Linked DNA regions of Homo sapiens: region 2 is linked to region 1. The links are chromatin loops, found by intact Hi-C in ENCODE. Cell type or tissue: K562. All regions are shown on one strand.

The links. A loop is a pair of places that touch in the nucleus more often than their neighbours do. Peaks named below come from ENCODE experiments on the same cell type or tissue, not always from the same donor. Only the 100,000 strongest peaks of a DNase experiment are listed, where the experiment ranks them.
Region 2: a loop joins it to region 1, with 4 times the contacts of the local background. A loop is called at or near these places in 7 of 110 quality-filtered maps.

What each region holds. Positions count from the first base shown.
Region 1 is chr12:39,621,424-39,629,423 of GRCh38, forward strand. It overlaps REDIC1 (regulator of DNA class I crossover intermediates 1), which reads left to right and starts at 4,760. Exons shown (of 13, transcript NM_001031748.4): 1 at 4,760-4,936. The coding sequence starts at 4,914. In K562, a CTCF peak has its summit at 4,699 (motif pointing left); DNase peaks (open chromatin) are centred at 4,738 and 5,198; H3K4me3 peaks cover 149 bases.
Region 2 is chr12:39,362,097-39,370,096 of GRCh38, forward strand. It overlaps KIF21A (kinesin family member 21A), which reads right to left. Exons shown (of 38, transcript NM_001173464.2): 2 at 7,943-8,000; 3 at 7,633-7,815; 4 at 5,787-5,936; 5 at 4,934-5,068; 6 at 4,254-4,421; 7 at 1,002-1,117. Among named protein-coding and RNA genes, the nearest start is that of KIF21A, 77 kb to the right of the region's middle. RefSeq lists an enhancer at 7,796-7,915. In K562, a CTCF peak has its summit at 3,441 (motif pointing right); no DNase peak of the experiment used is centred here.

The sequences.
Region 1 (8,000 bases):
TGGATATGGAAAAACCATTTTTTTTGCTCTTCACTGTCCCCGCCCCCCATCTCATTAAAATTCTCGGAAATCTCCCTTTCTGCTTGCTCTTCTGCTTGTGGTATCTACTGAAATCTTACAAAAGTGATATATATTCTGAAACTTCTGGGGATTTCTAAGTGACACTGAGTATGCTCAGTAGCTACAGCCAGTTTTGTTCACCAGCAGCTGGCCCCCAACATACATACACATTTCCAGTCAATTAAAAGCTTAGGAAAATATGCATCAAGCTAGAACAGAAGTTGGCAAATTACAACTGGTGGGCCAAATCTAGCCTGCCACTTAATTTTATATGACCCTTAAGCTAGGAATGATTTTTACATTTTTAAAGTGGTTGAAAATACTTCAAAACAAGAATATTTTGTCCTGTGAAAATTATATAAAATTCTCATTTTTGTGTTTATAAATAAAGTTTTATTGGAAAACAGTCACACCCATTCATTTACTCTCTGTCTATGGCTTCTTTCAAGCCACAGTGGTGGATGCAACAAAGACTAAAATATGTACTATTTGGCCCTTTATAGAAGTTTGCAAACCTCTGTGCTAGAATATAAAACCCATCTCAGCATTAAATGATCTTCATTACTGAGTTTATCACAAAGAACTATCCTCACTTTCATAAGTAACCATATTCTTAAAATTTTAAAACTTCTTTCTTATGTACTCATATTAATTCTGACAATCATCACATATCTCTTCATTTGTTTGCATTCAATTCAGCAGACTGACTGACACATGAGTGTCAAACTCATGCAAGTTTTTTTGATAGCTGGCCATATTAGTAGCATAATCCATCATCCCATTAAGACTTTTTAAGCCTGTATGTACAGATAATAGTGGTCATGGAAGTTATTGCCAAAATCTTTTATTCCTAAGCTCTTGCTTTTGTTGTATGCAAGATAAGGTTGCCTTTCATTTATGTCACATCTCCTAACAGCTACACACAAAAGGGTTAGCAGTGACAGGACAGGTTAAAGGCCAGAGTAAACCTAACTGGGGGTGATGGCAGGATGTTGTTAGGCAGAACATGGTACACAGAAGGATGCAGACAGCAGCTGGCAGTCGAGGCAAGTGGTTTGCAATACATACAACCAGAGACAGCCATATTAGGGGAGGAGCATGGCAGTGAGAACTCTAGAAGCAAAGGACACTAGAGATTCAAATAGGACTTAGCTGGAGGTAGGTCAGTTTACCAACTGATAATGAGGTTATAGTGCAGGAACAAGCTTTCAGCATCTGGAGTGAGAGACTTGTGAGAATGAAGAATTATTTATGAGGAAAATGATCAAGACAGAAATTTTGTTACCTGAATCGTGGTACAAGGAAGGTTGAAAGTGAGTTACTTGAAGTGTGGAAAATGTCAACGTGAAATTTGATTTGATATTGAGCCACTTAGGTGAAGACCTAACTCTAACCACTTAAATTTCACTCCCACCATTCACCTCTCCCTGCTCTCAAGGGTAAGAGTTGGTCCTAGTGTCTGAGACTAGACACAAGCCTTCAGATAAGGCAGAGGAAGGATTCAAGAAGACAGGAAGCCATATGGACAATTAGGTCAATAATATATGGCATTTAAGTAAAAAACTAAGAATGTCAAGGTACTTCTTTCAGTTTTTTCTTTTTCTTTTCTTTCTTTCTTTCTTTTTTTGAGGGGGATGGAGCCTCACTCTGTTGCCCAGGCTGGAGTGCAATGGCACAATCTAGGCTCACTGCCACCTCTGCCTCCCAGGTTCAAGTGATTCTCCTGCCTCAGTCTCTCAAGTAGCTGGGACTGCAGGTGCCCACCACCACGCCCAGCTAATTTTTGTATTTTTAGTAGAGATGAGGTTTTGCTACGTTGGTCAGGCTGGTCTCGAACTCCTGACCTCAGGTGATCCACCCCCGTCGGCCTCCCAAAGTGCTGGGATCACAGGCGTGAGCCACCGCGCCCGGCCTTCTTTCAGTTTTTTTCTATTGACAGTATGCAATTAAAGCTAAGAGACTGTTAATTTAGTTTGAATTCCAAACTAGGAAAGAGGAGAAAAAAATCTTTGTTACTGTAGTAAAAAACATACTTAGGCCTAATTTCCACACAAACGTCTCAACTTCAAGTGTGTTTATATGGGAGATTATTAAAATTTTCTTAAGAGGGGAGAAATCTTCTTAGAAAAGATCTTGAGAAACAATGAGAATAATTTTTAAAATCAATAATTCTCAAATCACTGTGCTCTCAAGTGTGATATTCTCATGTACCCTACCAATATCCATGAAAGAAATGAATTAAATGGAGTTTATATATATAGAATACAAATTAGAGACTATATATGTTTTATGAACTGTAAAACATCAGAAATTTTTTTGTAATAAAGAGAATTATATATATGTATATACATAAATGTATGTATAATGTATATTGTATATGTGTTGCATGTTCAGATTATGAATATCCAGAAAGTAAATAATTTTTAGAAATAGGTAAAGATAAATTGTTTAAGGTTTGAGAATTTCGAATGGATTTCCTTTTCAACAAATGCTTAATAGTATTTCATCTGTGCTGTATTGCTTTCTTGAACTGTTTCCTGACCCAAGAGATTACCTAATTGCTCTACTGGCCCTAAAATAGCACAGCATTGGACTCTCTTATTATCTATCAGTCATGCTAGTCTTACTCATGGAGGCATAAACAGCACTGAAAATGAGATTTTAGGTCAACATTTCAGCTATTACACATAACTACCTAATACCTAGTTCATAAGGAAATGTCTTTTTCTGTGAAGGAAAACCCAGTAAATATCTTGTCTGAACATGTATCTCATAGGTTAATCTTTCCTTAGCCTAATTCACTGCCTCCCTGTGACTGGAAGGAAAGAAGTGACTCTAGTAAGGGGGAAGAGATGGCCCATCCAGCTCTCAGTTCTTATTAAAATTTTTATGTATTTTTCTTTTTAATTTTAATGGGTATATAGTAGGTGAATATGTTTATGGGGTACATGAAATATTTTGATACAGGCATAAGATGTATAATAATCTTTCAAGGTAAATGAAGTATCCATCACTTCAGGCATTTATTATTTCTTTGTGTTATAAACATTCCAATTATTCTCTTTTGGTTAGTTTAAAATGTATAATAAATGTTAACTGTAATCATCCTGTTGTGCTATCAAAACTAGATGTTATTCATTCTATCTAAATATATTTTTCTACCCATTAACCATTCCCACTTCCCCATCCCCCACTGCCAGCCTCTGGTAACCATCACTCTAGTCTCTATCTCCGTTAGTTCAATTGTTTTAATTTTTGGCTCCCACAAATGGAGTGCCAGCTCTTAGTTCTTTACCCAACAACTTGGTCAACCTCTCCTTATGTCCCTTTACTCACAATAAAGAAAAAAAGAGTTAATCCCTTAGCAAATTATTTCCCCTTTCAGTTAATTTAGTCAATATGTTTTAAAATGTTGAAAGTAGGAAAGGCTGATACACAGGGCCATTGCTTCTTCCTTGCCTGTATGGTTTTGTTACTGAAAAAACAACTCCATGTCAAAGTCTGATATTCTCGGAAATGCTGAATTCACTTGGTCTAATTCAATTTTAGATACACCTTGGTGAATTTTGTCATAAAAAACAGGATTTTTGTGATTAAACAAGATATCTACCCTGGGACATAATCCTATTCTAAGTACTATTTTCCAATGACTTAACAAAAAATCGATTATTATATATCAAATTGTGAAATCTTCCCCAGGTTATGTTCTGGAAAAAAACATGGCAATTTAAAAAAATGTAATTTGTGCATGTATTTGGAAGAAGAGATGCCTAGTTTCTAACCAAAATAATATAGGACAGTTTGTAAGATAATTGTTTTGTAAGGATATACAAACTTAATACAGAAACAAATAGCATAATTCAATTTTTGTTTTGAGATTTTTTTTTCAGTAAGGATTTTAACATCTTTGGACTTTTACATCTAATTAAGTTTTGATCAAGCTCTTTTTTTTCCTTTCTTTCTTTTTTTTTTTTTTTTTAAGAGACAGAGTCTGCTCTGTCGCCCAGGCTGGAGTCTCTCGACTCACTGCAACCTCTGCCCTCCTGGGTTGAAGCAATTCTCCTGCCTCAGCCTCCTGAATAACTGGGGCTACAGGCGCGTCCCACCACGTCCCACTAATTTTTTGTATTTTTAGTAGAAACGGAGTTTCACCGTGTTAGCCAGGATGGTCTTGATCTGCTGACCTCGTGATCTGCCCACCTTGGCCTCCCAAAGTGCTGGGATTATAGGCGTGAGCCACTGCGCCCGGCCTGATTTAAGCTCTCTTAGCAACTCAATGCACAGAATGGTAACTTACTACAGCGCTATGTTTCTTATAAACACCTGTTTACGGAGTATTAAAACTGCACATGAAGGATATTTAAGGAATTTGGGTATGGGGTAATAAATGGGAAGGGAAACATCATTTTTAGGGTTAGCGATCCTTAACTGTGTCCTTGCCTTCTTTTTCTTTCTCAAGTCTGGTCTCTGACTCGAAAAAGACGTCAAAGACCTGTCAGAACTAGATAAAATTATGATGGAGGTGTTTTGAAACACTAATCCTGTGGCCCCTGTCAAAAATTTAGGCTTTCATTTATTTAGGCCTGCCTTGCCTCAGCGATTAAAACGATGTCAGCCAGGTCGGCTGCTTTGCCGCAGCGTCCCCTTGCGGCCCTATCAGGACCGGAAGGAACACGCAGAAGCCGCAGAGGCTGTTGGGAGGTTGGGCCTCAGGCGGTGGACCAGAAGGAGCTTACTCGGGCCCTGACGTTGTCAGGAGGCCCTGGGGGATCCTGCTGAAGCTGCGATTTGGCGCAGAGCTGAGATGTCTGAGCTCTAGACACAGGGACCTCAGTGTCAAAAGATTTGGGAAGATGAATTGGGTCGGGGGGTCCCGGTAAGTTGTGCAGCTGGAGTTTGAGGCTGGGACATTCATTCCTACGACTCCTCTTTCTAGTTCCTGGCGGAGAGGTCACAGCCTTAGCTGGAAAGAACTTGGTAGGAAAGGGTCTTTTTATTGTTATCCAAATCGGGTTGGAGACTCTAGAACCATATCTCTACTCCTCAGACAAAAGTAACTCAGCTTCTCCCCACTCACTGCCTTTACAAAGGCTTCACCTGTGGGGGCCACTGTGAGTAACCTTCCCTGCTGCCCCTCCTCCCCTTCTCCATGTCCTATGCTCTGTTACTGTAATGAGGCCTTTTAGCACCTGAGCCCTCCCCTACTGCCTTCTTTCCGTGTCTACACCTCTTTTAGGTTCTTCTGAGTTGATATATAGTCTTTGCATGAATTTGGAAATTGTGAAACAGCCCAGTCCCAGCTGCACTTAAATCAATGGCAGGGCACCAGTATCACCATAAATCCAAATTGTAGTTTGTATTTTAAGGGGAAGTAAAGTGAACCGTTTTTACTTGAATAACTTGAGCGAATTTGCCATTTATTTTGTATTTAGGATTGATCACATAAAGCGTGATAGATTGAAAATTTAGTGTTATATAACCTATTCATTGTTATTGACCTTAAAGTCCAGCTGGGTGGAAATCATGTGGGCCTGTAATTTCATTTGATCAAAATTCTTGATGAGAAGAATTGTTTTGATTGAAACAAGAAGCCATTACATGTAATTTTTTTGTCACAAGTAGACCCAGGACAGTAATTATATGTTAGATTATAATGCGTTTGAATTCTAAAGAATTTATCGGAGGAAAGACAGCTTTTGTATTCACTAAGTATTGTAGCTATGCCTGATAATTTTAGCATGCACTTTTATCCTGTTGAATATGCTAGCATTGTATTTTAGAAATTTACCTGAATTACTTCTGGCTAGTGTTCTGGCAGCAGACGTACTCTGGAGAAAAGTGAAAATTTACTTACAGGCTTCAACAGGATTTAGTTGATACATGCTTATAATGTGATCTTTTTGAATTTAGTATTCTTTAAAATATTAAATAGGATTATATGAAATAATTTTACAAATGCTTAGCACTATTAAAATGTAGATGTTGCTATTATTCTGTCATATATCACAAACTTTTATGGCTATTTTGGGAGTAATATTTTAGTTGCTACTGGGAGGATGCAAAAACAATATACTGCAGGAAACATGTAACCTAGGATTGTGTTTCTGAAAATGAGGTGTACTGCAGCACCTGGAGGTGCAGCATCTGGAGATATTAGGTACCAGGGGGTTTAAGAAACATGGTTACATCTCCCCGAAGGATCAGTTTTAATCAGAGATTAGGAGAAAATATGTGTTTAAATTTATACAAACGTCGAAGTCAAAATAAAATGTAGAGACAAATCTCTAAATTTAACGTTTTATTTGGAAATGGCAGAATTGCAATTCAGGGCATACACAAAGTATGTCTTTGGTATGTCTGAAGAACAAAGAAAAGGGTGGGGATTTTACAAAAAAAGAGAAATGTTACATATGGTTTTGAAAGAAAGTTCATTGACAGTAGTGAAGTTGTGAGAAGCTGGCAAGCTTTGACTGGTGGGTGATGGTGGTAGTTAAAATGACCTCCTGGAAGGTCATTTTAGTAGTTATTTGGTATAACTGGTCCTAGGCAGTTTCAGAAGCTTGGCTTGCAGAGAATCATGTTTTTGGAGCAATGCTATGTGCCCTGTGTGCTTTTGCCTCCTGACATCTCAACTCTGATGTGGTTGGACATCACAAGAATGACTCAATTTGTGTGATCAACTTTCACACAAACATGGTTGCATTGTAGAGTGAAATGAAAAACTCTTGTGAAATGTTCAGATACACTGCAATTTTAAATAAATTTTATGTGGCGGGATAGGCTTCTTAGGGTAAAGCCCCAGATTGGTAATAAAAAAAAATGGGTGTCTCCATTTTCTATTTTCAGAACAGGCAAGGGTACACAAGATTAGTTGATCTTGGCACTCATAGTGTCCTAAAGGGCCTCAGTCTGAACTAGTGCTTTTAGTAACTAGTGGCAGCTGATGGAGCTAATAGAATAGAAATTTTAATCTTTATCCCAAACCATGCTGGAGTTCTTTTTACCCCCCTCCATTGTTAGGGATGTTTTTGGCTGAACATTTTAAGAAGAACTGTTAGGAACTTAAAATATAGACAAGTGAAGTGATTGGAGAACAATTCCTTCAGAACAATTCCAGAGCCTTCAACAGAAAGTAATTCAGCAAATATATTTTTTACCTGACTACCTGTTTAGGGAATTGGTAAGCTGTACAGGGGGATTCAGAAAAGAAAAATACATCTAGTCCACAAAAAGAACCTAGGAGAGAAAGTAGAGATTAAAATTAGGCAAATCACTATAATAATAGATATTTAAATAGGACTTAATATTGTCACAAGCACTGTTCTAAGTGCTTATTCATTTGCTCTTGAAAATGCTATGATTTATATACAAATATTATTCCCATTTTACTGATGGGGAAACTGAAGCATAGTTCATTAATGTTAAGTGACTTGACTAGAGGCACCCAGCTAGTAAATGGCAGAGTTAGGATTTGAGTTGAGTGTGCTTGCCCTCCATCCTATGCTGTATAGAAAGATGAGTGCCACAAATAAAGTAAATAAAAGTACCACAAAAAAGGGCTGTGGAAATTCAGAGAAATGAGAAACAGGAAGTTACACTAAGCCTTGAAGGACAGAAATAGTGCACAGAGCAAGCACCAAAGGGAAACAATCGAACACTGGTTCTTAAAAGTTAAAATGGAGGTGAAATAAATAATTGATCAAATTGGAGATCTAGGTTTCAGCAAGGCTTCTTAGGAAAGAGAAAGATGAGTTGGAAGGGAAGGTATTAAGGAACTTGAAAAATGTTAGTTTGCGATACTAGGTGAGTCTGCATTAAGACACTTAAACAGTTAATAAAGGGCTCTCTATATACTTTTTCTCAAGTGAATGAATGAAGCAAATTTATGTTTTAGTAATAGCAACCAGATTGCATACACTAATTTGAAGTAGATTGTTCTT
Region 2 (8,000 bases), 260 kb before region 1:
GTTCTCACTCCCTCTTTGCCTTTTGTCATGACTGTAAGTTTCCTGTGGCCTCCCTAGAAGCCAAGCAGCTGCCAGAATCATGCTTCCTGTAGAGCCTACAGAACTGTAAGACAATTAAACCTCTTTTCTGTATAAATTACCCAGTCTCAGGTATTTATGGCAGTGCAAGAACGAACTAACACAGTTGTTCAAAAAGAAACCTTGCTAGTTTAAATACTAGATTTGTTGTATAGCATCTAATAATCTTTTCAGTAAATATGATGTTACATTATTGCAAACACTGTAAAATAGATTCACTGTGGTTGTTGGTAACTTGTTGAATTGTGCTATGATTGAATTTAAATCCCAAAAATGTTTCCATTTGTAAAGCCAACATATTTACAGAGGGGAATACATTACCATAAAAAAAAAAGCTGAAAAAACATATCAGAATGATGCAAGGTATGAGAAAGCAAGAATGTCAGTGATATTGGCAAAGTTAATAACCAGCCAACACTCTGTATTTCATTCAGTGGACATTAAGATTTTTCCACGTATAAAAAAAAATTTGAATTTTTAGAAGACTTTGTAAAAAAAAAAGTACCAATAATATTTAAATTACTTTGTAATTACTTAGGAAAGAGTACTTTTTCAACAAAATTTTATTAGCTTTCTATTCTGTGCTAAGTACTTAAAACAGAAGCTACGATAAGAGAGAAAGTCCACATACTATTGACTTCATATACAAGCTAAGTGGCCTTGAATAAATTACTTAACCTCTCTAGATTCATTTCCCTTATCTAGAAAATAGAATAATAATACCTACACCTCAAGGGATGCTAGGATTATGTGAAATAACATACAAAATTATTCACACATTTGAGATCCTTAACAGTATAAGGATTAGTTCCTCATCCTATTAGTTTGCTTTGCAATAAAAGTAGTTCTTATAAATCATCTTACAAGCTTATTTAATAATGAATAATCAAAAGTCTGAGTAGAGGATAATCATCTATGCATACCTATTACCCCCGAGGGAATCCTGTAGTAGTCTTGTTAGCTTGGAATCTCTATAGGGGACATGTGTGGCCCTCTTGCTCTTGTCTCCCAAGGCACTTATTACATTGCCAAGTGCCAACTAAAAGAAAGAGAAAGAAAGACAGCAAAATGATACAAATTTACTAATTATAACAATTTTAAATAAAGAAAGTTTACAGAGAATAATATAGAGACATAATATAATTAAGAATATTTGTGTTTGGTTTTGTTTTACATTTGTAACCAATGTCACTGAAAATTTAGTACATATATATTAGTACTATATATAATACCGTATGTATATATTAGTACTATAGTACTAATAGTACTAATTCTTTGAAACAGAAATAAGATTGACAACTTTAGTTACCCCTAGAATTATCAGAGCATCAGGTTATGTCCCCAGAAAATTGTCCATTCATGTTACGCATTCTTCTCCTCAACTCAATGTAAAAATAAAATGTTTAGTTAGTTTAACAGTTTGATGCAAATTTTCGTTTTGCAATACAGTTCCCACGGGAAAAGAAAACCTTCTTTAATCACAACAAAAAAAATCAGTATTATTTCTCTGAACAAGGTATTCCTATGCAAGTATATCTATCCTTAGACATACAATAAGATGGGCTGGGTGCAGTGGCTCATTCCTATAATCCCAGCACTTTGGGAGGCCAAGGTGGGGGGATCACCTGAGGTGAGGAGTTTGAGACCAACCCGACCAACATGGGGAAACCCCATCTCTACTGAAAATACAAAAATCAGCTAAGCGTGGTGGTGTGTGCCTGTAGTCCCAGCTACTTGGGAGGTTGAGGCAGAAGAATAGCTTGAACCTGGGAGGTGGAGGTTGCAGTGAGCTGGGATTGCACCACTGCATTCCAGCCTGGGCAACAGAGTGAGACCCCGCCTCAAAATAAATAAATAAATACAATAATATATGTGTTAGCATCCAATTATTTAAAAACTAGTCAAATTACAGAACTCTGTAGTCACTCCTGCCACCCTGCTGTTTTTCCTACTGTCACTGAATTATCACCTACAAGATAAACATTATCCAAAATGTTGTTCACACTGGCCATCAGTAATGCAAACATCTATAACCATGACTTTGTTAGGAAAAATAGATCATGCAGGGAGTGGCAACAGGATCACACTTTTTCATCATTCCCCCTTTCCAGAGCAGCTACTGTCATAAGCAATGGTAATACTGAAACTCTACTAGATATGTCTCAACATGCTTCAAGAGCCTAAAGAGGAAAACAAAGCAATGGCTTTTGTCTTTTCCTGACAACATAAATGTAAATACCACCATGATTATATCTCCTAAGAAACTCAAAACAATGCAAGAAGTCCAGAATCCAGGCATGCCATTTTATACAACATTCACCCACATGTCGGACCATCAAGATGAGTATTGGAGTTGGAAGGTCTGGCTCTCTCTAATCAGGCTTGGTTGGTAATTTCCCCATAGACGGATCATAATCATATAGGAGTAAATATTGGGGGGTGATTAATGGGAGGAAAGCAGACACCACACACTCTATAACTGCCTTTGCAAAATTCATATCAGTGAGACAAGTATGACAGTGAGGGAAATCTGACCTAATCCACTCCATCTTGCCTTTAATCTCTAAATTGCCCTTGTTCATTCCTATGCTGAGCTAACTAAAGGAGGAATTTATAGTTTAAAGAATTTTGAAAAGATGATAACAACCTTTTCCTGAAACAAACCTCTTCTTCCCTGGGGACCAGCATGCCTTTGTAAAACTAACAAATTAGCCACAAGATTATTAGAAATTATGATTTAAGAGTCATGCAGCTAGAGACCACGAGATTCCCAGCCTCCCCAATTGCTCCTATGGATAAGATGACTATTGTAAAACCTAAGATTGATGTTTGGATATTTTTTTAGACCCTGCATTCTGATGCACCAGCTGACACCATGCAGACTGGTAATCTGGCTCAAGCAGTTCTGTAATCCCACCCTGGAACAGAAGACAGCAAGAAGAATCCACTTAGACCCCATATGATTTAACCTCCACTCCCCACTCCCTTAGCCCCCTCATTCACCAAATTATACTTTAAAAACTGCAGTCTCTGAATTTTTGGAGAGACTAATTTGAGTAATAAAACTCCAGTCTTCCATTTAGCTGGCTCTGTGTGCATTAAACTTTTTCTCTATTGCAATTCCCCTGTCTTGATAAATCAGCTCTATCTGGGCAGCAGGCAAAAAGAATCCCTTGGGTGGTTACAACTCTGATGCTATTGGTGTCGCAGAAATTTAGGGATGTCATTACATTTGTGCAGGTACAAATATCCAGTTTTGTAATGAAGATAATAAGAACAAATTTAAAACACAAAACTTTGCTCTAAAATATTTCCTTCCATGTAATGAAGCTTTATGCTAACTAAATCACAAGGAGTTTTCCAATCAAAATGCCACTAGGTGGCATGGTATTAAAGTTAATTCTTAATATAATCTAGAAAAATTATCATTTTGAAACAATCATTACTAAAAAAAATTACAATTTCCAAAGTCAATAAAGTGACTGTCATAAAATGTTATCAAAAGGCTACTTTGAAGGTCTTCACCCATGAAATAACTTAATATTAAATTTTGGGCCAAGCGCAGTGGCTCGCGCCTGTAATCCCAGCACTTTGGGAGGTTGAGGTGAGTGAATCGCATGAGCCCAGAAGTTTGAGACTAGCCTGGGCAATGTGGCAAAACCCCATCTCTACAAAAAATACAAAAATTATCTGGGTGTGGTGGCACTCGCCTGTGGTCCCAGCTTCTATGAAGTGGGAAGATCAATTGAGCCCGTGAGGTCAAGGCTGCAGTGAGCCATGATCGCACCACTGTACTCCAGGAGAGTGGGTGACAGAGTGAGACCCTGTTTTAAAAAAATAAAAGATAAAAATAAATAAATAAGTTGATTTTGACAGTATATTGTTAAATGTGGAAAGAATTTTTCAAATAATTTGTATATCTATAATTTTCTGCACATATAAATTTTAGTACGACTAAATTTATACACATGAAGAAAATCTGTAATATATAAAAACAGAAAAAAGCCTACAACATGAGGAGATTGGAGATTCAGTGCATTACTAATAACTGTTCTATAATTTTCATTTCTTGGTTCAGTATCTGAAGGATTTCCATATGGATATTATAAATTACAAAAGACAAAAGGACAATAGAAAAGCTCTGATATATTCTCAGCACAAAGCCTTAATCTTACAAGTCCACAGTTGATAGAAATGCCTTCTTTTGCCCTCTCGCCTGTAGCTCCAGTACGCTTCAGTCTTTCAGATCCTGCGAGATCAACAAAATGGAACTTTGCAGTCAGGGTTTCAAATTCATTCATCTGTGCTGATTCAGAAATAATTTTATTATCAGTTGCATTGTCCTGAAATTAAGAAAAATAATTGAAAATACTTTATTAATGTAACATTAAATATCCTCCTAACCTACCTTGCGCTTATCCCATGTACACATATAGGCACAACCAAAGAAACAGGCATAAAGCCAAATAAATTCAAAAATGTCTGCTGGCAATTAGAAATTTAAAGTCAGAAAAAGCCTGGATGGTCAGAACTCAACTATTATCAACTGAGGCTTTGCTTATGCTAATGAAGGGAAACCTACAGCATATAATCCTCAAAAGCAAAAGGTCTCAGGTGATGACATCCAACAACATATGGCCACAGCATGCTTTTTGGTTTTTCAGACATTTATACAATTTTTTATTTCAAAATCTTACATGGCTGACCAGCTTCAACTTAACTAGGATCAGAAAAGGAAATTAGAAAAAGGAATGACTAAATGAACTGAATTTGGCTCAAATATATTCTCAGAGAATTCATGTGGTTTTAGGGAGATAAAAATTGAAAGTTTAAGAAATTAGAATTAATAACTCACAGCATCTATTTGGGGACACACTCTGGTTTGACACACATGAATGGTAAAAATGGCATGTGAACGAGAGCTCTGAACATTCATCTGGGTACTGGCAGTTGTCCGGGATAAAGCACCCAACTTCAAACACTGCATCATCTGAAAAAGGGGAAGAAACAAGGACTTTACTTGAACAATAAACAAGATACTATACAATCCAAAGTCTGAGGTAATGGCTAAAACCCACCATGTTAAGGGATATAAAAGATGTGGAATTTCACATTATTAGTTCAGTTACAGGCACTTTTTGAGATGGACTTCTCAGTATAATAGTGTATTATTTTTTAAATAGAAGAAAACACTGAGATTCCATTGTTGGCCATTTGCTGACATTTGCAGCTTCCATTCCAAAACTGTTATAGTAGAACACTTTGGTACAAACTGAGCAATAACTTGAATTATTCAGACGCTTCTCTATATTCCGTTAAAATTATTTTTTGTAATTTTTCTCAACAATCTCCCTCTAGGAGCCATGATACAGTTCTACATAGGTTAAAGCAAAAAGTACAAAAGGATTGTGGTCTCATTCTTCACCATCAATTGTCTAACCCTCTTTCTCTAGCTGTGAATGAAAACTGTTCATAAATTGCCTTAGATTCTTTTGATGCTATGACAAATATGCTGACTTTATAATAATCCTGATATTTTTATACTAATATTCTGATTTTTTAAATGTGAGGAAAGAACACAAGATCTTAATTCCATGTCATGCTTCAGGATATAAATTTCATATCTTGATCTTAAGCAGATTATCAGCAAAGCTCACTATTTAAATAAAGCCAACTATGCTCTGTTTTAACTATAATATAAATATTACCTCTGATTCTGTATTCACAGTACGTGTTGTAACGCCCACAGTATAAATTCCTCCAGTTGAATCTTCATGAATTCTTATATTTGATTTTTTACTTTTTGCATCAATATCACGAGTGGTATCAAATAAGTCAAGGACCTCTTCATTATAGAGCTATCAAAAAAATATTAGAAATCTAATTTTAGCAGAAATTGTCTGGGTAGTTGTCATAACAACACATTACATAATGATTCCTTCATACAGATTTTTAAAGTATTTCAAAATGACATATTTTTTCAAAATAACACATTAAAATGAATGAGGCTATTATTATAACAATTATAAGTAAATGCCAGATTTATTTACAAAAGTAAAAACAGTAAGTGACTTAATCATGACTAATGGGTTGAGGACTAGCTAAAATGATCTACTAATCCTTTGCAAGAGATAGTCAAATATTTACAAATACAAGCAAACCCTAGAAACATGTGCCAAATGTGGACAAATCTTAAGCTTCAGAATATTTAAAGAATTTTTACTACTTGAGCTAAAAACATATTTCCTGTTGCCCTGAAACCTTTCTTAACGTGTTGAAAAATTAACACTTAGCATGTTTGCAAGGTCAGTAACAATATTAGTGTTCCTGTATCAATAGTGGCTGAAAAAACCCAGATACCTCCTTAGAAGAGAATATACACACCTATTTTTCTATCAATATGTTTTAAAGTTACAATGCCTGACAACATTTTGGAGGGTGAAAGGGAAGATGGAATAACACTGTTTCTTTTCTTTTTCCACCATCATTTACTTTCCTTAGGAATACATAGTTATATTCTCTTTGGTTTTTACTAAATAAGGATATCCATTAAAACCAGCAGTAAAAAAAAAAAACTGATACTAATTTTTCTATGTTGTGCTACATAAGGCTGAGGAAAATTTTCATCAATGATGAAAATGATTAGCTCATGGATCAGGTAATTTAGACTAAATTCTCTTTGCACCAAGAACCTAGAATTATGCCACTGTCCACCAAAGTGCAATATTGCTCAAATCCTAGATGTCCTCTTAGTGTTATTTTCCTTCTACTATGCTAGACAGCCTAAATTAATCCAAATCCACCACAACCTTTAGACATTATATCAAAACATCTGTCTACCTATGCAAGGATAACAATTTCTTCAGCCAGATAAGTGCTACAACCTCAGACCTATTATTTCTCACATACTTCCCCTACTTTTGGCCTTAGTCATTAAGTTCCCACCACTCTGTAAGCCTGTCTAAATTACAACAGTAATAACCTTTATCTATTGATAAAAATAAGTTCCTGGCTGGGCTCATACCTGTAACCCCAGCACTTTGGGAGGCAGAGGCAAGTGAATAGCTTGAGGCCAGGAGTTCGAGACCAGCCTAGGCAACATGGCGAAACCCCATCTCTACTAAAATTACAAAAAATTAGCCAGGTGTGGTGGTGCATGCCTGTAGTCCCAGGTACTCAGGAGGCTGAGGCACAAGAATCACTTGAACCCAGGAGGCAGGGGCTGCAGTGAGCCGAAATGGTGCCATTACACTCCAACCTGGGTGACAGAATGAGACTCTTATCTCCAAAAAAATGGGGGGGGTTCTTAAATAAACAATATTAATTGTTCTTTTATTCTATGGACATTGGTCAAGTGTTTATAATCTTAAACTCAAACATCACTTCCTACAAGTAAGGAAAAGTTATTTCTACTATCTAATGTTAATTTACTCAAACAACATTTATTGAGTACTATCTTCAAAGCACTATACTTGAAGCCAACAGTATAAAATCATAAACACAGTCTATAAGAACAAAATTTAAAAGAAATTAATGCCAAAATTGGATTATTACCTCTAAGAATTGGGCATTCACTTTAAAATCTGGAGCAGGAAGCCCATTTTTAATTGCTATGTGTTTTTTTTCTTCAATACTCTTAAAAAGGTGTTTAACAGCTCGAGAAATAATACCCAGTTCTTCCTCAACAATGTTAACATCAAATCCTGTTCCCATTGTGTATGTTTTACCAGCTCCAGTCTAAACAAAAGAACAGAGAAAGATTAGTGTTCAACCTTAACATAACCTTAAGAAACAAAAATGAAAGCGCAACTGAATTAACATTTCTGAAAAGTTTCAACTCCTATGAAAATAATATGGCACTTACTTGTCCATAAGCAAAAACTGTAGCATTGTATCCTTCAAAGCAACCTTCAATTAGTTTT